5 separate regions of the Homo sapiens genome follow, and all the other regions are linked to region 1. Evidence: chromatin loops called from intact Hi-C (ENCODE). Cell type or tissue: heart right ventricle. All regions are shown on one strand. Region 1 holds the start of LOC128092248. Region 2 overlaps ABL1 (ABL proto-oncogene 1, non-receptor tyrosine kinase). Region 3 holds the start of ABL1 (ABL proto-oncogene 1, non-receptor tyrosine kinase). Region 4 has its middle 67 kb from the start of ABL1. Region 5 overlaps ABL1 (ABL proto-oncogene 1, non-receptor tyrosine kinase).

What was found. Hi-C counts contacts between places; a loop is a spot of excess contacts. Peaks named below come from ENCODE experiments on the same cell type or tissue, not always from the same donor. Only the 100,000 strongest peaks of a DNase experiment are listed, where the experiment ranks them.
Region 2: it touches region 1 in a loop (5-fold over the local background); 106 of 110 quality-filtered maps call a loop at or near these places.
Region 3: a loop joins it to region 1, with 2.9 times the contacts of the local background. A loop is called at or near these places in 26 of 110 quality-filtered maps.
Region 4: it touches region 1 in a loop (2.1-fold over the local background); 61 of 110 quality-filtered maps call a loop at or near these places.
Region 5: a loop joins it to region 1, with 4 times the contacts of the local background. A loop is called at or near these places in 29 of 110 quality-filtered maps.

What each region holds. Positions count from the first base shown.
Region 1 is chr9:130,710,616-130,714,615 of GRCh38, forward strand. It overlaps LOC128092248, which reads left to right and starts at 3,011. Exons shown (of 1, transcript NM_001414901.1): 1 at 3,011-3,109. The coding sequence starts at 3,011. The coding sequence ends at 3,109. It also overlaps a transcript of ABL1 not described here. RefSeq lists an enhancer at 1,782-2,458 and a silencer at 2,096-2,735. In heart right ventricle, no CTCF peak of the experiment used is centred here; DNase peaks (open chromatin) are centred at 2,146 and 3,036; H3K4me3 peaks cover 2,370 bases; H3K27ac peaks cover 2,475 bases.
Region 2 is chr9:130,861,377-130,865,376 of GRCh38, forward strand. It overlaps ABL1 (ABL proto-oncogene 1, non-receptor tyrosine kinase), which reads left to right. Exons shown (of 11, transcript NM_005157.6): 4 at 1,387-1,659. Among named protein-coding and RNA genes, the nearest start is that of ABL1, 28 kb to the left of the region's middle. RefSeq lists enhancers at 1-49, 1,111-1,611, 1,612-2,112. In heart right ventricle, CTCF peaks have their summits at 2,415 (motif pointing left) and 2,615; no DNase peak of the experiment used is centred here; H3K4me3 peaks cover 79 bases; H3K27ac peaks cover 1,201 bases.
Region 3 is chr9:130,833,283-130,837,282 of GRCh38, forward strand. ABL1 (ABL proto-oncogene 1, non-receptor tyrosine kinase) reads left to right here and starts at 1,972. Exons shown (of 11, transcript NM_005157.6): 1 at 1,972-2,243. The coding sequence starts at 2,165. It overlaps LOC124902287 (a long non-coding RNA gene), which reads right to left and starts at 1,546. Exons shown (of 2, transcript XR_007061822.1): 1 at 1,437-1,546; 2 at 1-1,183. RefSeq lists enhancers at 1,027-1,553, 1,196-1,245, 1,266-1,315, 1,554-2,079 and silencers at 1,716-2,025, 2,496-2,545. In heart right ventricle, no CTCF peak of the experiment used is centred here; DNase peaks (open chromatin) are centred at 1,599, 1,769, 1,809 and 2,229; H3K4me3 peaks cover 3,646 bases; H3K27ac peaks cover 4,000 bases.
Region 4 is chr9:130,766,131-130,770,130 of GRCh38, forward strand. It overlaps a transcript of ABL1 not described here. Among named protein-coding and RNA genes, the nearest start is that of ABL1, 67 kb to the right of the region's middle. RefSeq lists enhancers at 294-463, 494-553, 764-823, 834-883, 1,118-1,923 and 1 more. In heart right ventricle, no CTCF peak of the experiment used is centred here; a DNase peak (open chromatin) is centred at 2,291; H3K27ac peaks cover 234 bases.
Region 5 is chr9:130,845,666-130,849,665 of GRCh38, forward strand. All of the region lies in intron 1 of ABL1 (ABL proto-oncogene 1, non-receptor tyrosine kinase), which reads left to right. Among named protein-coding and RNA genes, the nearest start is that of ABL1, 12 kb to the left of the region's middle. RefSeq lists an enhancer at 1,783-2,405 and a silencer at 1,997-2,291. In heart right ventricle, a CTCF peak has its summit at 2,457 (motif pointing right); DNase peaks (open chromatin) are centred at 336, 946 and 2,146; H3K4me3 peaks cover 1,273 bases; H3K27ac peaks cover 4,000 bases.

The DNA of each region.
Region 1 (4,000 bases):
TAAATAAGTAAATAATAAATAATGGGTAAATAAAGCAGAACAAGGGCATTCACAGTTGAAGAATGACACTACAGATCAGAACTAAGATTGTCAGCCAGATAATTTTGTGAGAGAACAAAGCTAAACCAAATCACATCTGAATTTATAAATTCCAGTTCTAAATCTACGCACAATTTTTCATGTTTTCCATTCCGTACCTTCCAAGTAACTAATTCCTCTTGAAACCAGTATCAAAAATAAGTGTCATCTTTCAATGCGACAGAAATATTTCTAAAATACTTAATATAATAGCTGAATGTACAACACTCATCGTGCAGCTGTTCCTCCGATATCAGTAGCAACTTGTGAAAAATCAGTGGTCTCAGATCAACAGGTTTTTGATACTGAATGGTACAGTGGGAACCATGGGTTTTGGAGCAAGGTCAGTCTGGGATGAAATTGTGACTCTGTCACACATTGGCCAAGTGACCTTGGGTAGGTAAGTCACATCTCTGTTTCCCCATCTGTATTATGGGGAATAGTATTACATGCCTCACTGGGCTATAGTGAGGATTACATGAGATAATGCAGTTTATGGAAAGTGTAAACAGTGCTCGGTGTAAAGTAGGAGCTGTGATAAGTGGATCCCTCCTTAGAAATGGGATCTCGGGCCAGGAGCAGTGGCTCACGCCTGTAATCCCACCACTTTGGGAGGCCAAGGTGGGTGGATCGCTTGAGGTCAGGAGTTCGAGACCAGCCTGGCCAACATGGTGAAACCCTGTCTCTACTAAAAATACAAAAATTAGGCACGTGTGATGGTGTATGCCTGTAATCCCAGCTACTCGGGAGGCTGAGGCAGGAGAATCGCTTGAATCCGGGAGGTGAAGGTTGCAGTGAGCTGAAATCCTGTTACTGCATCGCAGCCTGGGCGACAAGAGCAAAACTCCATCTGAAAAAAAAAAAAAGGAAAGAAAGAAGGAAAGAGAAGGAAAGAAAGAAGGAAAGAGAAAGGAAGGAAAGAAAGAAAGAGGAAAAAAGGAAAGGAAAAGGAAAAAGAAAAGAAAGAAAAGGAAGGAAAGGGAGAAATGGGATGCCTGTCAGGTGCAGCGCTCTGGGGAGGCGTGGAGAGCCTATAATAGGGACCAAGGTGCTTTTTAGTCGCAGAACATGGATTATTTGTTAGGTGTGGCTTTGGCACATCTAGGTCATTGGTTCTGCCGACTTGCTAAACCCAACCATCTGGGCATTTTCTCGGCTAATATAGAGGATGTTTTCATGTGAACACGTGTCCACCTGTGAAATGTTTATAATGTTAAAGGTTCGTTCTGGGGCAAACATCTGATAGCGCCTGGCAAACCCAACAAATGCCTTTTCTGTAATGAGTAAGCCTCCTAATGCCCAAAGAAACAGTTGAATTCGTTAGCAACATGTCGGATGTTTTCCCTATGTCTGTATATTTCTTCGCTAGTTTTTTTTTTTTTTTCTTTTTGAGACGGAGTTTCGCTCTTGTTGCCCAGGCTAGAGTGCAATGGTGCCATCTCGCCTCACCGCAACCTCTACCTCCCGGGTTCAAGCGAGTCTCCTGCCTCAACGTCCTGAGTAGCTGGGATTACAGGCATGTGCCACCACGCTTGGCTAATTTTGTATTTTTAGTAGAGACGGGGTTTCTCCATGTTGGTCAGGCTGGTCTCGAACTCCCGACCTCAGGTGATCCGCCCGTCTCGGCCTCCCAAAGTGCTGGGATTACCGGCGTGAGCCACCGCGCCCGGCCCGCTAGTTCTAATATTTATGCTTTTTGGAGGGTGAAGGGCTTGAAAGGCATCAAAAACCTTGGTTTCTAGGAGCGAGCCAAATTTTCTCCCTTAGAGACTGAAGGAGGTTATCCGACTCCGCTTCCAGGAAAATCCAATCCGCAATTTTTCCCTCGCTTTGGCTCTTCCAGGTCTCACTACTCGCGCCGGGGAGACGCGGTCCGGCCTACGCTAGGCCGGCAAGAATCTACCAGGTCCCAGGAGGGCGGGGCCGAGCCCCAGAAGTCGGGGCCCGGGCCAGGAGTCTTGGTGCAGGCGGACTCGGGCGCGTGCCATGGGACCACAACTCCCGGCACGCACCGCGGACTGCGCCGAACACGGTTGGCTGGGAGATCCAACCCTACTGCTCCCACCGGCCAATGGGACGGAGGAAAGAGGCCTGACCCGGATTCTCGGAGGCCAATGGCAATACAGAGGAGGCGGGTGCTTCCTTACCACTCACCTTGCGCTCAGAGAAGCCACATTTAAAAGGTCGTGCCGGGCCGGGCTTTCGCAGGCAGTGGGACCAGAGCCGGGAGGGGCGGCGGTGTCCCGGGAAAGCGGCTCTTGGGGCATCCGGGTCCCCTCGAGGCGGGCTCCGGACGTCGCCGTGGGCGGGGCCGAGGGCGGGGCCTGGCCTCGTTGTGGAGCGGCTCGTAATCCATCATGGCGGCCGCGGGGTTTGGTGTCTGTGCCTGAGCAGCGCTGGAGCCGGAGCCGGTTCCCGGGTCCTGCGGCTGAGGAGCCCCTCCGCTGTCCACGGCCCCTACCGGCGGGGGGCGGCTGGGTCCCTCGGCGGAGCTCGGGAGATGTGACTGCCTGAGGGCGGTGGTGGTGTCAGCGTCCGGGGCCGGGGGAGGGGGTGTCTCGGGCAGAGACCCCCGGGCTTGGGGCAGCTGAGGCGGCCGGGCCTCCTCTACACGGGGCCCGCCTTCCGCTGTCTGGGCCGCGAGAGTCCTTCGTCCCTTACAGCCCCGCCCCGGCTTTGGGACACTGCGGGTGGTCTGTTTCCCCCAGCTTGGGACACCCCGTTTTCTGAGGCGTGGAAGAGCGTCGCCCCGGAGTAAGCTGCCCGTGCCGCGCCCCGACAGCTTCCCTCAGCCCCAAGCCGCCCCTTATTCCGGATCCCGGCCCCAACTTTGGCCACGGAGCCTCCCATTCAAATCCCTCCCTTGCTGTCAAGGGGTCTCCCCTTCCCCCAAGGTGGCTCCCGCGAGCCTCTAATGCCCTGACTTCTTCCAATGTCACCTACGGCCCCCTTAGTCTCAGCTCAGCCAAAAACTTTAATGCAAAGGAAAAGTCTGGATTGGTTCCACAGGCCTTTTAAAAAGCGGACTTAAAAGTTGCTGGCAATGCATTCCTTTTCGTCAGAGTCGAGGGCAAACTCGCTGAAATCTGGGTGACCCGTGTCCTTTTCCGGAGAGCAAAGCAGAGAAGCGAGAGCGGCCACTAGTTCGGCAGGAAATTTGTTGGAAGATGAAGAAGCTAAGATAGGGGGTTGGTGACTTCCACAGGAAAAGTTCTGGAGGAGTAGCCAAAGACCATCAGCGTTTCCTTTATGTGTGAGAATTGAAATGACTAGCATTATTGACCCTTTTCAGCATCCCCTGTGAATATTTCTGTTTAGGTTTTTCTTCTTGAAAAGAAATTGTTATTCAGCCCGTTTAAAACAAATCAAGAAACTTTTGGGTAACATTGCAATTACATGAAATTGATAACCGCGAAAATAATTGGAACTCCTGCTTGCAAGTGTCAACCTAAAAAAAGTGCTTCCTTTTGTTATGGAAGATGTCTTTCTGTGATTGACTTCAATTGCTGACTTGTGGAGATGCAGCGAATGTGAAATCCCACGTATATGCCATTTCCCTCTACGCTCGCTGACCGTTCTGGAAGATCTTGAACCCTCTTCTGGAAAGGGGTACCTATTATTACTTTATGGGGCAGCAGCCTGGAAAAGTACTTGGGGACCAAAGAAGGCCAAGCTTGCCTGCCCTGCATTTTATCAAAGGAGCAGGGAAGAAGGAATCATCGAGGCATGGGGGTCCACACTGCAATGTTTTTGTGGAACATGGTGAGTGCTTTTCAAAATTTCTGCTCATGGTTTTCCTCATGCATTCATCTTAGGCCTTCAAGGAACTTTGAACAACAGTACTTGCGACAGTTCCTTCCAATTCCACTTAATAAATTTGTTACTGTAGTTATCTCTTAGTGGAACTTTCTTTGTATAAGAA
Region 2 (4,000 bases), 150 kb after region 1:
TGACGAATCCTTTTTACCTTCTTGAGAGTTGTCAATGGGACTAACTTGTATATTTCTTTGCTACCTTCTTTTAAAAACATTTTTCTTATTTACTATTACAGACGTATAGTAATGGTGCCTGACATAACCCACAGCCAAAGGCCTTGGCCTTGCTGTGTGTATTTCAGGCTTTTTCTTCCCTTTTCTTTTTTTTTAAGTAATAAGATATTACAGTTATAGCTGAAGCCTGATCCTGTTCCCTTTTCTCCCTCTCGTCCCAAGCATCACCACTGTCCCAAATCTGCTCCTTCTTCCCACATCTTTGCAGTTTGGGCAAGTCTTCTGAATGCCTAGTCATGATTTTAAGTCTTCTTTCCACCTTCAGTGATGGTTGGCTACCCTGAGCAAGCCAGTAGATTCAGTTATGTGCCTGGAGTCCAGATGTTTTATGTGGATTTTTCATGTGGAATTGTTTTTGGTAAGGAAGTATTCCCTTGCCACACCAATGAAAAGAGAAGAAAACAGGTAGCTGGCACCCACTGCATTGTTGCTTTCTGCCAGCCTGCTCCTTCTCCTTCCTCTCCAGCTCTGTTGTGTCCAGATGCAAACTCTACATGCAGGGTTTGACCCTAGGTCCTCACCTGCTGTAGCTCTCACACGGGGACCGAATGCTCTTGTGTCGTAAATCCTTCCTTTTGCTTCCTCGTGTTGGATGTGTTTAGTGGTTTTCATCTTCTGGTCACTATTTCATTCTAGGTTTATCCCCTTTAAATTATAAATTAAATGAATTCTTCGCTTTTCCTACCAGCAACTACCCACCAAGTTCTACCATGTGTTAATTTAATCAACAGTTATTTATTGAGTACTTATTACATGTTGATTTCCTGTTCTCAACATTGGAATGAAGACAGCTTAGGGTTCTGCTTTCATGAAGCTTGCATGCTCTTAGGTGGAGACAGACAGTAATTAAGCAGATAAACAGGAAATTATGAGCTAGTAGTGGGTCCATTGCTGAGAAGTAAGACAGGTGGTAGGATGACCCGTGCCGTGTGATGACTTTAGATTGGGTGGTTGGGGAAGACTTCACGGACCTTAAAACTGGCCTTGGAACGGGAAGCGAGAACTGGGCACGGAAGATGAGGGAGTGGGAGATTTCAGGCAGAGGGAGCAGCAGCAGGTACAGAGGCCCTGAGGCCTTTTATTGTGTCTTTTTGCTTGAGCGAGTAACTTAGAGCACACGTAGAGAAAGACAGCAGAAGTGATCTTCTAAACACTCTGTCCTGTGTGGAGAGCTCCTTATGTGAGATTTTGCTGTGTAGTGAATTAAGGCTCAGCCAAACTGGCTCACGTGAGCTCTTTGAGCTTGCCTGTCTCTGTGGGCTGAAGGCTGTTCCCTGTTTCCTTCAGCTCTACGTCTCCTCCGAGAGCCGCTTCAACACCCTGGCCGAGTTGGTTCATCATCATTCAACGGTGGCCGACGGGCTCATCACCACGCTCCATTATCCAGCCCCAAAGCGCAACAAGCCCACTGTCTATGGTGTGTCCCCCAACTACGACAAGTGGGAGATGGAACGCACGGACATCACCATGAAGCACAAGCTGGGCGGGGGCCAGTACGGGGAGGTGTACGAGGGCGTGTGGAAGAAATACAGCCTGACGGTGGCCGTGAAGACCTTGAAGGTAGGCTGGGACTGCCGGGGGTGCCCAGGGTACGTGGGGCAAGGCGTCTGCTGGCATTAGGCGATGCATCTGCCTGGAAGTCTACCTCCTGCCTGCTGTCCGAGGGCTTCATTGGCGCCACGGAATTGACTTTTCCGTCTTATATCATTCCTGTGTCTTTGTAGGAGTGGAATCATTCTCATAGTCCGAGTGTGTTTCCACATATGGTGAGAGCTGACAAGCATGGAGGGGTTTTGGTGTAAAAAGATTAGTCATTTGGAGAGGTTTTCTCATTTTATGGCAAGGTTCTTTTAAAGCCGTGGATTTCCATGCTGTTCGTGCGGCATGGAGATCACTTCCTACCGAGAGTTAAGGAGGAAAAAAAGATCTCTGAGTTTTGAAAGAAGATTTAACCAAAATGCATTTGACTCTTCTGTGGATTTTTGTTGGCTGATTTGGAAGGCAGGTGCCCTGGGCATCCCCAGTGGGTTCCAATTCTGCAGCTGCCCAGACTCCTGCAGGCAGAGGTGGAAGTGTCCCCGCTAGAAAGGCATCCAGGAAACTCGCTTTTGACCAACTCAGATACAGTCTGGTCTTTCTTGTTAACTGGGACTTTACCCTCTCCACTAATGAATAGTGTTTGTAGTTTCCAGGCAGGTTTTTTTCTTCTTTTGAAGTTCTTTGAAACCCTTAGGACGCCAAGGGAAGGAAGTTTTCATTTTCAGCCCTTTGCATTCTTCAAAATGTGATCCAGGCTTTTCCCTGTGGCGAGGGTGTCCCCTAGTGTTGACTTACATTATTTCCACTTGTTTTAAATGAACTTTGATTACCTTGACCTGTGCACAGAAATCAAGAGAGGCAGCCCCTTTTTAGAGCTGTTAGAAAAGAACTGAAACATCCACCTCTGGGAAAAATAGAGTTTAGTTTGTGCATGTGTCTCAGAAGTCAGGTGCACACATTGAGACTGGTGCAGCCACATGCCTGCCTTTTAGGGACTCCTTGACTGACCTGATGCCTTCACCCAAAGGCATAGTGAAATGGGAAGTATGATTTCTGACTGGTATGAAGTGGCTGCTTTAGAGAAAAGATCACATTCTTTAGTCCTAGAAACCAAAGGTGGCTTCCTGATGCTCTTATTCAGCACGTGCCTGTCTTTGAGGCAGGACTGGCACTGGGGTGGGGGCATGGTTTGGGGTTACCTTAAGGACCCTGGATATTTCTCAGATAGGACTTTTTCTTTTCTTTTTTTGAGACGGAGTCTTACTCTGTTGCCTAGGCTGGAGTGCAGTGGCATGATCTCAGCTCACTGCAACCTCCGCCTCCCCAAATTGGCGATTCTCCTTCCTCAGCCTCACGAGTAGCTGGGATTACAGGCACCCGCCACCACACCCAGCTAATTTTTGTATTTTTAGTAGAGATGGGGTTTCGCTGTGTTGGCCTGGCTGGTCTCAAACTCCTGACCTCAAGTGATCTGCCTACCTCAGCCTCCCAGAGTGCTGGGATTATAGGCATGAGCCACCACACCCGGCCCTGGACTTTTTCTTAATTGAATAAATATTTATCAAGTTCTTCACTTCTATTTGACGGTTCCTGGGCTCAACACTGGATTAGAAAATGAATGGGACAGAGTTCTTCATCTGAGACATAGGGTGGTCCAGGTAGTAGGAGGAAGAAGGATTGCAGCGCAGCAGTCCTCGGGACACCACCAGGGGGTGAACGAAGGAGGGACGGGGGAGCTGTGCAGGTGCCCCAGCTCCTTGGGTTGCACAGGGTTGAAGACCAGACCCAAGAAATGGGGCCTTGACCAGCTCAGCAAACTGAGAATGGCCTAGATTTCAGCACACTTTCACCAGGATTTGTCAAATGAAGGAAGATTCCAAGCGCAAAATACCCTAGATTTCAACCAGTAAAAGCTTGTCTGAAAACTTCCAAGATCGGGTTGTACAACTTGACATTTGAGGAAACGCTACTTCAGTAGATGGTGCTGTGGCATTGTTTTCTGAACAACTGAAGGAGGAGACTCCAGAGAAGGGTACCTGCTGGAGACCTGTGTGGTTTGTGGGGTGGGTTTCTTATATCACTGAATCTAAAGTGGGTGCCTTTCAGAATGTGCTTTACTAATAATGTGTTACTCTGCTTTTAATTATACTTCTAATAATTTTTCCCAAGAGCCTAATTAACTTACGATCTCACAGTTGGTAAAGAATTACAGGATGTCATTGCGTGGATTTCTGTGGGCAGTCACCCGGAGTGGTATCTAATTAGGGAAAAGGCAGTATGTCCCTTTCTGGAAGTGTGTTAACTGAAAATACGGTACTAAGCAACTGCTAAATAAATTAGCCCTCCTTCCTCCTGGCCGTGC
Region 3 (4,000 bases), 120 kb after region 1:
CTTTATTATAGTCTGATCCAAGGCCCCTGAACTTTCCAAAAGGGCAACAAAACAGACAGATACTGTATTTTTTCACTAGTTGGTACTGGTGGCACCCTTTTGAGTGTTATTTTTGGCATTACGTGTAGAGGTTGACAGATTCAAGACAACACTAAACATGTTAGCAGTCACCACACGCAGGCTGTCCAGCAGAATGACAGCGCTTCCCAGATCCTAGAAAGCATCCAGAGTCACTGCACCCATCCCCTGGGGGCCCTGTAGTCCTGCATCTCCAGATGATGGGAGCTGCAAACTTCCCTGATGGTGCCCTCTTGGATGCTCATGAGGCCTGATCTGGTACCACGACTCTAGCAGTAGGTCCATTCAATGGCAGTAAAAATACATGTTGTATGTTGATCAGAATTTGGCAGGACACATGTGGAAAGTTAATGACATCCTGGCCGAGAACCCCTGTGATATACACTGGTTACATCCTGTCCAACTGGAGTTTTTATGTGCTGTTTTTGGCAGAGCCAAGTGAAGATCTTGTTACTTAGCCATTCCTGAGGTACTGAAGATACCCGGGTTTTTGTCATTACAGGATAGGCTAGAAAGTAGCCAGGGTCTCATAACCAAGGCTTTCTCTGAAACATATAATGACAATGCTAGTTATTTGACCAAAGATATCCAATGCTTTAATCCACTTGGAATTTATTCTTGATGTGAAGGGTCAGCATCATCCACTGGTCGGGAGCCTGATCCTTGGAGCCAGGCAGACCTGGGTTGAGTCCATCTCCGCCTGTTTCCAGCTGTGGGCAAGGTGTCTGACTTCTCTGAGCATCTGTGGGGTTTGTTTGTTTTTAAACCTGAAGAATTGGGATAATCTGTTTCCTCACAGAATCATTACGCAGATGCAATACAGTTAATGAAGGTAACATGGCACATAGGAAGAGCACAATACACGTCAGCTCTTACTCTTCATGGCTAGAAGATGTGGACTAAACTTCCCCCTTTACAGTTTTGTGATTAACACCATTTATGAAAGAAATAAATGAAATAAATTCCTTTTCCTGTCATGAGGGGAACTTACCTGATTTTATTGAATTATTTGGTGCCATTGAGTTCCTTATTGTTTCCCTCTGACCTAGATTTCTGGGTGTGCGCCAGTAACACGACTGTGATTGTTGCTGCTTTATAACATTGTCTGTGGTCAGTCCAAACAAGAGTTTAAAATAATTGAATGAAATGGATTTTAAACAATGGTCCCCCCACCCTCACCCCGTGGCACTCGGCCAAAGGAAGAGGAAAAGTTCTCTGTTAAAGAAAATGAATCAGAGAAGAGGCCCAGACCGTGCCTCCGAAAATTCTCATTGTAGGGACTAAGTCCTCTCACTCTGAACTCACACCCGTCTGTTCGCAGCCTGACCTCATATCCTGGTCTGGATGTGCGGCCTCACCGGGGTGTCGTGCGCACGTGTGGTTGTCCTGTGGGTGCCAGCTCTGACTTCCTCCCCAGACACCCACTGCCTCAGCCTTAATCACAGGACGCGCGTTGAGTAGAAATGAGACCAGTTAGTATTGGTAACTGCAGAGGAATATGCATTTTCACCAGCGTTCTCGGGTCAGAGGGTTTGCCTGGCACCGCGTACTGGGAAACTCGCCAAAAGCGGTGCAGGTTGGAGACGCCCCAGGCCGCGGTGGAGTTGCGCGCGGCTTCTAAAGTGGAGTGGAGCAGGCCTGCACCCTCCCCGCCGGGGCTGGGACGGCGCTTCCAGGCGGAGAAAGACCTCCGCGGGCCGCGCGCGGCCTTCCCCCTGCGAGGATCGCCATTGGCCCGGGTTGGCTTTGGAAAGCGGCGGTGGCTTTGGGCCGGGCTCGGCCTCGGGAACGCCAGGGGCCCCTGGGTGCGGACGGGCGCGGCCAGGAGGGGGTTAAGGCGCAGGCGGCGGCGGGGCGGGGGCGGGCCTGGCGGGCGCCCTCTCCGGGCCCTTTGTTAACAGGCGCGTCCCGGCCAGGCGGAGACGCGGCCGCGGCCATGGGCGGGCGCGGGCGCGCGGGGCGGCGGTGAGGGCGGCTGGCGGGGCCGGGGGCGCCGGGGGGGCGCGCGGGCCGAGCCGGGCCTGAGCCGGGCCCGCGGACCGAGCTGGGAGAGGGGTTCCGGCCCCCGACGTGCTGGCGCGGGAAAATGTTGGAGATCTGCCTGAAGCTGGTGGGCTGCAAATCCAAGAAGGGGCTGTCCTCGTCCTCCAGCTGTTATCTGGAAGGTAAGCCCGGGCCGCACGGGTTGGGCTGAGTAGCCGCGCGCCCTCCCGCTGCTGCTGGGCCCTTCCTAGGCCTCGCCGCCCGCGCGCTCCCGCCTGCGCCCTCCCCGGGTCTTGTCTTTTTTTTCTTTCTTCCCTCTTCTCTTCTCTTCTCTTCAGTTCTCTTATATTCTGTCTCTCTTTCTTTCTCTCTGTGTCTGTCTCTTTTCTCTTCTCTTGTCTCTCTCTTTTTCTCTCTCTCTGTCTCTTTCTCTTTCTCGCGATGGCCCCTAGGCGCCGCCGGCGGAGCGTGGCCCCCAGCCCCGGCACCAGCCCCGGTAGAGCCACGCCGGATGGTGACGGCGGCGTCCGGGGCCCCACAGTGCGGGCTCCCCCGAAAAAGTTTGAGAAAGCCAACTCGCCAGGCCTTAACATCCCTGGGATCCCACGTTGTGGAATTTCCACCGTTAATTGGGACTGTGTGTTAAAAAGATCGACCCGTGTTTGTGAAAACATGCGATTTCCATTAAGCATCATGTACACAAGGAGCACCACTCTACCATTTATGGATACAGAATTTCAAGTGATCTTTCCATCTCCCCCACCCCCATCTTATCTACAGACCACGAAGAGGTCTTAGGAATTCGCTCTCTTTTCAGGGGAGGGGAGCCCATTTAAGAAGGCGTTTCCAAGGAGTCCCCCAGAGTACTGGGGTGTCATGTTCGTTTCCTTAAGTGAAGCTCAGGGCCAGGAGGGCTTCACTTTTGCGTTCTTTCTACCTACTCTCCTTCTCTAATTACATCTGTTTTATTTTATTTTTCTTTCCTGTTGTAGTCTTTAGTTTTATAAATGGAAAAAAAGTAAATTAAGGGTTATGGGTCTTCACTTTCGTAGCTTCTAGGTGGGTATGAAATTGATCTGATTTGAGACTGGTGCTCCCAGACCATTGCCTTCAGCAGAAAGGCTATCTGTGCTTCAGAGATGGAGTGGCACTTGGACTTCTCTGTTGTTTTCAACTAAGAATATAAGAGTAAAAATGTGGCCGGGCGCGGTGGCTCAAGCCTGTAATCCCAACACTTTGGGAGGCCGAGACGGGTGGATTATTTGAGGTCAGGATTTCGAGACCAGCCTGGCCAACATGGTGAAACCCTATTTCTACTAAAAATACAAAAAATTAGCCGGGCGTGGTGGTACACGCCTGTAATCCCAGCTACTCGGGAGGCTGAGGCAGGAGAATTGCTTGAACCCGGCAGGGGGAGGTTGCAGTGAGCCAAGATCGCGCCACTGCACTCCAGCCTGGGCGACACAGCAAGACTCGGTCTCAAAAAAAAAAAAAAAAAAAAAAGAGTAGAAAGAAATGTGAAGCTCACTTTAGATCAAGTAGGATTTCTGCTAGAATGCCATGTTTTTCTTTTTAAAAAAGCAGGAGAAATAAACAGGCCTCATTTATTTTCTAACCTATTTTTCTTTCCTTAACCTCTGACTCTACCCTGAAGGCCTGCTTGGAGTCACATATGCAGATCGCACTAGTGATGTGGGTGAAACCTGTTTGCCCTTCTTGCCACAGTTTGTGTACCTCACTCCTCTTCTGTCTCTGGGATTCCAGGGGGCTGAATGGCCCAGAGAAGGCTCATCTAGGTGGAGTGGGCTCACAGAGCCTAGCATTTGGAGGGTGGAGATTGTTTATTTGTCCCTAAAAGTTGATGTCTGAGCATTCCAAATCATCTTCAATTAATACATCGCTTATTTTTTCCAAGTTGCTCAAAATTCTGAGCACATTC
Region 4 (4,000 bases), 56 kb after region 1:
CCGGGCCGTGGCATGCGTTGGTGCGCTCTCAAGAATGCGGCCATGGCACTCACAGACACATACCAAGAAGCCTCGGCCCCCAGTGCCCCCGCCAGCCTGCTCAGGGGCATGCGGATGACTGGAGCCTGGAAGGCGGGTCTTGCTGGGCAGGACAGATGCCTTACTGTCAGGACAGATGCCTTACTGTAGGCCCAGGAAGAGATCCATGACCGCAGACAGACTTCTGCGTAGGGCCCTGAGGAAAGAGTGGTAAACATGCAGTGAAGGGCGGCCCCACCACTGGTGGCTTCTGACAGGGAGCTGGAGGGTGCAGGTACTGGATGTGTCTCATTGGGATACAAATGAGTGTGCCCCGTGGTTAGGAAGATGAGGAAGTGTAGGCACTTGCAGGGGCCTTTTCTTTTGACTTAGTGAGTTCCCACCAAACCTGGCCTTGTCTGTTTTTGATGCCTTAGGACTTGGGGACAAGGCCACAGCCTGTGACCCCAGCATCATCTCCCCCCAGGGCCTTGCCACCCTCTAGCTTTCATCCTTGCCTCCTCCTCTGCCCTCTCTTTCTTGTCCGATACAGTCACAAGTGCCTAGAATAAACCTCACACCACCCACTGCTCTGCTGTCAGGGCTACCACCCCGGCCCCACCCTGCCTTGCCCCGGCTCTGATCTCAAAGACTTCCCAGCCTCCTGTTGCCATCTGGGTCTGTCCTCCTCCTGCTAGCAGAGAGACCCTCCCTTAGAAACTTACATCAGATCTTTTCACTACCCAGTTTCCTGTCCCTCGATGGGTACCCATCTCAGTTAGAGTAATGTTCAGCTTCTCTCCACAGCCTGCGTGGTCTGGGCCTGGTTTCCCTCTCGAATTTCCCTCCTGTCACTCCCTTTGTTTACTGCCAGTGCTTTTTCCTCTTAGGGTTCCCTGGGCCCTGCCCTTCACTCAGCTTCTGGTGCCTGGCTCTTTCAGACCCATGCAGGCCCCAGCTCACATGACATCTTTTCGGAAAGACCTTCCCTGATGGCCCAGGCCACAGTACCCACACCAGCATCAGCTCTTTGTCCTCTTCCCCTTTTCATTTCTTTGCAGCTCATGCCATCTGAAACTACCTCATTCAATTATTGATAGATCTGTTTGGAATTCCAGGAGTCCCTTTGCGATCCCATTCTTCTAAAGATTCACATGGCCTCAGAATGCCATGTTACAGTGGAGAGTCTGACTTCTTGTTTTCTGAGACGGAGTCTCACTCTGTTGTCCAGGCTGGACTGCAGTGACAATCTCTGCTCACTATAACCTCCGCCTCCCGGGTTCAAGCGATTCTTGTGCCTCAGCCTCCCGAGTAGCTGGAATTACAGGTGCCTGCCACCACGTCTGGCTAATTTTTGTATTTTTAGTAGAGATGGGGTTTCAACATGTTAGCCAGGCTGGTCTCGAACTCCTGACCTCAGGTGATCCACCCGCCTGGGCCCTCCAAAGTGCTGGGATTACAGGCAGGAGCCACTGTGCCCGGCCTGACCTCATATTTGAATACCGAGTTTTAGTTCTGGAGGAGCTGCAGGTTTTATGAAAAGGGAACACATTTGATTCCTCAGAGCAGCCACAGGCCAGCTCTCTGAAGTAAAGTGCACGTGTGCATGTGTGTGCACACTCACACACACGTACACACACATTCACAAATAGGACATCTCTTTTAAACAGAAATGGCCACCTGCATTTGAGAAAATAAAGTTTCATGCAGAAGAAAGTGACATGTTAAATTCAATCATCAAGATTTAGACTGGTGGGAATTCTGCACAACAAATGACTTGGTTTAATTAACATGGAAATTGCGAGGAAAAAAATGAAGTGGAACCTATGGATTTAAAAATTAGGAAATTTTAAGATTTCCATCGTAATTTTTTTAAAACAATATATTTTACTTCCAAAACCCTGCGTTTTCACATGGTAGCTATCTGCTGGAGCTGAGTAGCCGCTGCTCTCTTGAACAGCATCACCCAGATGGGAGAGCCCCCTTCCCCCCAACCCCCATACACTCCTATGTGTACAACTTCCTGAACCCTGTAAGCATTAGAGCTTGCAGCCTCTGCTTTTTCTGTTTCCTTCTTGATGGGAAGACTGGCAGCAGGATTTACTTGGTTGCTACATTTGTGAATTTGTAAAATAATTCATGCTCTGCTAGGTCTGTAACTTGGGAGGCTTGGTGTGCACGGGCATTTAGCAGCAACTCAGAGCGTATGGAAGACTGTCACTGGCAAGAGCAAAGTCCCCCCAGGACAGAGCCAGTGACGACTAGCTGTGTATCCTCAGTCTGATGGCGGTGGAAGTGAGGCAGCACCAAGGAGCAGAAACAGGAAGTTTCCACTGATGACCACCCTGCCCCCAGCTAGGCTGAAAGGCCTCCCCAGAGCCCTTGCATCAGCCTGGCTTTGCACTGGTCTGGGGGATGTTGCTTGTTAGAGCCAGTGAAGAAGAACGGTAGTAAGTTACCTGATGGCCAAGGCTCTGTCTGACCCTGTCTGCTGTCGTGTTCCTGGCACAGAATAGTCTTTGTTGAAGGAACGAATTAGTGCATCCTTCCAAGCCTTGGAGGACCTGTCTATAATAGGCCCACTCTATAGGGTCTTTGTGAGAATTAAATTAAAACCCCTATGAGAAACCTAACTAGAGACAATTGGAAGTAACTTAAATATTTGTTCATTGGGAACAGCTACATAATTGTGGCTGTCATTCTGTACAACACTCTGTGGCTGTTAAAGAGCTAGAGGTAGTTTTATGTGGATTGATGTGTTCAATGTGTTCAATGGAAAAGCAAGGGTAATATAATCCCATTTATACTACAGAGAAAAATCGGGTCTGTAAATATGTTGAGAAAGGTCTGTCGATAGTGGTTATCTTTTGAGAGTGGAATGGATCGGGGTGGGTATGGCCTGGGGACGTGAGGGGGAATTTTTCACTCTTTATTTCACATACATCTGTCATTGGCACAGAAAATTAAGCAGTAAACCTAAAGAAACAGAATAGTGCTTGTTGTATAGTTAGATCAATAACTTGTAACTATTATAAAAGGTAGTTATAAAGTTAGTAAGGGCCAAAGGTCTAACTAGAGTAGGTCGGTTATAGAGGAAAACAGTTTAATCAGTTGTTGTTTAACTTTTATGGAATGCAACTTCTTTAGCTTTAATTTGGAGAGCCAAACTATGGCCCTAGTCTTTTTTTTTTTTTTTTTTTTTTGAGTTGGAGTTTCGCTCTTGTCCAGGCTGGAGTGCAATGGTGCTATCTTGGCTTACTACAGCCTCCACCTCCCGGGTTCAAGCGATTCTCCTGCCTCAGCCTGCCAGGTAGCTGGGATTACAGGTGTGCACCACCATGACTGGCTAATTTTGTATATATATATTTTAAGTACAAATGGGGTTTCACCGTGTTGGCCAGGCTGGTCTCAAACTCCTGACCTCAGGTGATCTACCCACCTTGGCCTCCCAAGGTGCTGGGATTACAGGTGTGAGCCACCGTCCCCGGCCCCTAGTCTTTTATTGTATTGTATTGTATTATTTTTTAGTCAGGTTTATTGAGGTATAATTTACATATCATAATATTCCCCTTCTTTATTATACAGTTCTATGGACTTTGACAAATACATACACTTGTGAAATTGCCACCCCTTTTGAGATACAGAACAGTTCTATCACCCCCTAGAATTCCCTTGTGCGGCCCTTTTGTAGTCATCCTTTCTCTCTTCTCCCAGCTGCTGGCAACCCTGATCTGTTTTTTTGTCCCTGTAGTTTTGCCTTTTCCAGAATGTCATATCAATGGAATAGTACAGTCTGAAGCCTTTGAATCTGGCTTCTTTCATTCAATATAATGGGTGAGGAGTCAACCACGTTGTTGCATGTTATCCACATTTCCTCCTTTTGTGTCTCTGAGTAGTATTCTCTTGCATAGATGTACCACAGTTTGTTTATCCATTCACCAGCTGAAGGACAGTGCTCCAGGGTCCTAGAGCACAGAACTCT
Region 5 (4,000 bases), 140 kb after region 1:
TGCCACTGGACCTTGTTATTTAATGTGCGAATAAAGAGACAGTTATTTAAGGCATTAATAAGAGCTATATTACAAGTTTTTAAAAGTCTTTTGAGGACTGTTTCAAAAAGTCTTTTGAGGACTGTTCTCCTTTGCAATCCTCTGTAAATGCACCATTGCATTCCAACCCGGGCAACAAGAGCAAAACTCTATCTAAAAAAAAAAAAATTCATCCACAGGACAGCGCTGGCCTTCCGTTAGACTTTTGCTGTTGAGTCTGTAAGTTTTCAGCAGCTGTGTTTCTCCAAGGAGCGGGGCTACTGCTGGTTCTTTACGTCTTTCCCCCACTGCCCTGCCCCTCCCTGCACCCTAGCAGCTGACACAGTGTTTTGGGATTTGAAGATAACACAAAGGCTGTGTTCAGTTAAACGTATGTCTGTGTGTGTGTGTGTGTGTGTGTGTGTGCTTGTGTGTGTGTGTGTTTTAATAATTTTAACTTCTCTGGGTGAAGGTGTAAATTACAAAATAAAGGACCATGTAGAAATAGATAAAATGACTTTCATCAAGCTCAAAATGTGGGAAATAATACTTTTCCTCTAAGCTCATATTTTGAAAAGTTGTTTGAGACTGTTATAAAATAACTTGAGAATAGTCTGAGCATGATCTCATCCGCTGGAACGGAGTATGAAATAAAACACGAAGCCTCTTTTTAGAAGGATCTGTTTTATAGATTTTTAAATTACAGAGATTCCTTGAACTGGAGGATAATAGCGAAGGACCCACAAAGGAAATATGAATAAAGCAGCACAAGTTTAAATAATTGAATGTGAGCAAAATTAAAGGGAACGTTTGTCACGTCTGACATGCTCCATCCTCCTGTCCCCCCCACACTGAACCGTCTCCAAGAACCTTCCGGAGAGCCCACAGTGTGAACAGTAATGAATGCTCCATAGCTGGCCGCCTTGCACTCTAGTGGGAACTATGATGTTGGGCACAAGTGCCAGCAGGAAGGTGGGAAGCTTCCCGGGGATGTTTTTCCTGGAGGTCAAGTCCCCCCTTGGGCTGTGAAGTAGCCGGTACTGGGGTTCATGGGCATTTCCCTTCCCTGACTGTTCGCCAGCGTCTGGCACAGCACCAGCAGCCCCTGGAAGTCTAGGCCAGATATGCCATGTCCGAGAATCTTTTGTAAACATTTTTCATCAGTGACTCACAGCTTTGAGAAAGGATTATTTTTATATAAAACGATCTTTCAATTTTACTTTAAAGACCCAAACCATTTTCTTAGAATACTGTCTAAACAAGTTAATCATGCACAGATCCAGTGAATTCTGTGGCCTGGTTCTTATAAAATTTCCAAATAATTTTATACTGTCATAGACAGAGCCAGAGCTTTTTAGAGGTTTGAGGCATTTTTTAGATGTATTACTGTTCTCGGTGCTCAACTAGCTAATTAGTGATTTTTTCTGAGTTTAGTTGGTGAGTGGAAACCTTTTTGTTAACATTATGACAAAATAACAATATGGTTTTAAGTGGAGTGAGAGGCACTTTTGAAGATCCAGATCTTAGATCCAGATCTTAAATCTGTTTAAAGTATGACTCAGAAAGGAGGCTGCAGAAAATGTTCACTAAAAAAATTTAAGAATAATAGCAGATGCTAAAATTTATTTCCCAAGACAATAGCCAAAAAGATCTGCTGGAAGAACAGAAGAAGGGAACTAGTTGGGGCATCTTTTTTTTTTGAATGAAGCCTTCAGCCTTCTTTAGGGGAATCTTGCTTCCTGACAGAGGGACCGGTGGAAAGTTTGTGTCTTAAGCAAGAAAGATTTAAGTACATTCTGCAACTTTGGCCTTGTAAGCTGTGATCATTTTTAAGGTTGACGAGCATAGTTCACTATGAAATGAAGCAAGTAACTTGGCATTTATACATTGTGAGTCAATTTTGACATCAGCCTGGATTGGGAATTGACTGGAAGGTTTTGGTGTTGGACTGTGGCTACACTTCAGTGTCTCGGTCCAGAGGCATGCATGAGCAATACTTCCCTTTGGGCTTTAGCCATTAATTTGTGGAATAGAGCAAGAACTGGAGAGGAAAGTCGAGAGACTGCCTTGGATCGCCTGACGTCCTGTTGAATCAAAAAGCAGTGGGAGGCCCTTTCCTTCCTAACAAAGGCCTCATCCTCTTGCATAACATTCCCAGCATCTGTCGACATGTTCGGGACCATCCCACTTTAACCCACACTTCAAGTGGATGGCCACCTCTGGGCGGGGATCTGCATTCTGCTTATTCCAGGTGTTTTCCAGGCCACTTCCCCGATTATGTAACTTTGATCAAATCCAGATGCGGCAGAATGTTTGATAGAAGAGGTCAAATGGCATTTGAGAAGAAAAGCATTTCTGTATTCATGACTTTGGTTTAATTTCCTGTGTGGGCCTGGTCTGCCAAAGTTGTATGCTCATGGCCACGAGGTTGACGCACCAGAGGGAGGCACTCAAGTGCCTTTTCAGGACAGCCTGAAGGAAGCCTCCCTCCCCAGCATGCTTTTTCATGTTAAATTATCAATTATGTAAGTTTAGGGCCAGGCGCGGTGGCTCCTGCCTGTAATCCCAGCACTTTGGGAGGCTGAGGTGAGTAGATCACTTGAGACCAGGAGTTCAAGACCAGCCTGGCCAACATGGCAAAACCCCGTCTCTACTGAAAATGAAAAAAAAAAAAAAAAAAAAAACTTAGCCAGGCGCAGTGGCTCACATCTGTAATCCCAGCTACTCAGGAGGCTGAGGCAGGAGAATCACGTGAACCTGGGAGCTGGAGGTTGCAGTGAGCCTAGATCGCACCACTGCACTTCAGCCTGGGCGATGGAGTGAGACTCCAACTCAAAAAAAAAAAAAAAAAAATTTCAATTGGCTTCTATTAAAGCTTTTTTATGTTTGTCATTGTTTTCTAGTAATAACAACAATCCACATTTTTTGTGAGAAATATACCATAATATAGAGAAGTATAAAGAAAATGTAAGGCCAGACACGGTGGCTCACGCCGATAATCCCAGCACTTTGGGAGGCTGAGGCAGGCTTATCACCTGAGGTCAGGAGTTCGAAACCAGCCTGGCCAACATGGTGAAACCCCATCTCTACTAAAAATACAAAAAAAGTAGCCGAGTGTGGTGGCGGGCACCTGTAATCCCAGCTACTCAGGAGGCTGAGGCAGGAGAATTGCTTGAACCCGGAAGGTGAAGGTTGCAGTGAGCAGAGATCACGCCATTGCACTCCAGCCTGAGTGTCAAGAACGAGACTCCGTCTCGAGAAAAAAAAAAAAGAAAAGTAAATTTAAAGCACTTAAAATCCCACCACCCTGAGTTAACTACTGTTCACAGTTTGGTGAAATTCCTCCTCGTCTTCTATTTTTTCATAGTTGGGACCATGCCTATATACTGGAATGTAATATAAACACTTAATATATTATTGCGAGTATATTCTCAAACTTAAATATTTTTTCCAAAAATATTTTGAGTGGCTTTTAAAATATATCCTATTTTATGCATGCAGCATAAACTAACTTATCCTGTGTTGATAGATATTTTGTACTTGCCCTTTTCTGTGCTGTTGTTTAAAATTAGTGTATAGAAATAATTGTGTTGATCACTTAGGATAAATTCCTAGAGGTAAATCAGATATTAAATTCTTTATAGACTTCTGGTTCATATTCCAGTTGCCCTCAATTTATACACCTACTACTAGCATTGTATGAGAGTGCCCGTTTCTCTGAAATCTTACCCACACTGGCTGTCAGCGTCAAAAAGATGTATCTGCAGATTTGGCAAGGAATTTGCATTTCAGTGATTATTATCAAGCGTTCACACACTTTCCATGTTTAATGGTAATTTTTTTTGTTTTTTTTTGAGACGATGTCTCACTCTGTTGCCCAGGCAGAGTGCAGTGCCGCGACCTTGGCTCACTGCAACCTCTGCCTCCCAGGTTCAGGTGATTCTCCTGCCTCAACTCCTTAGCAGCTTGGATTACAGGCATG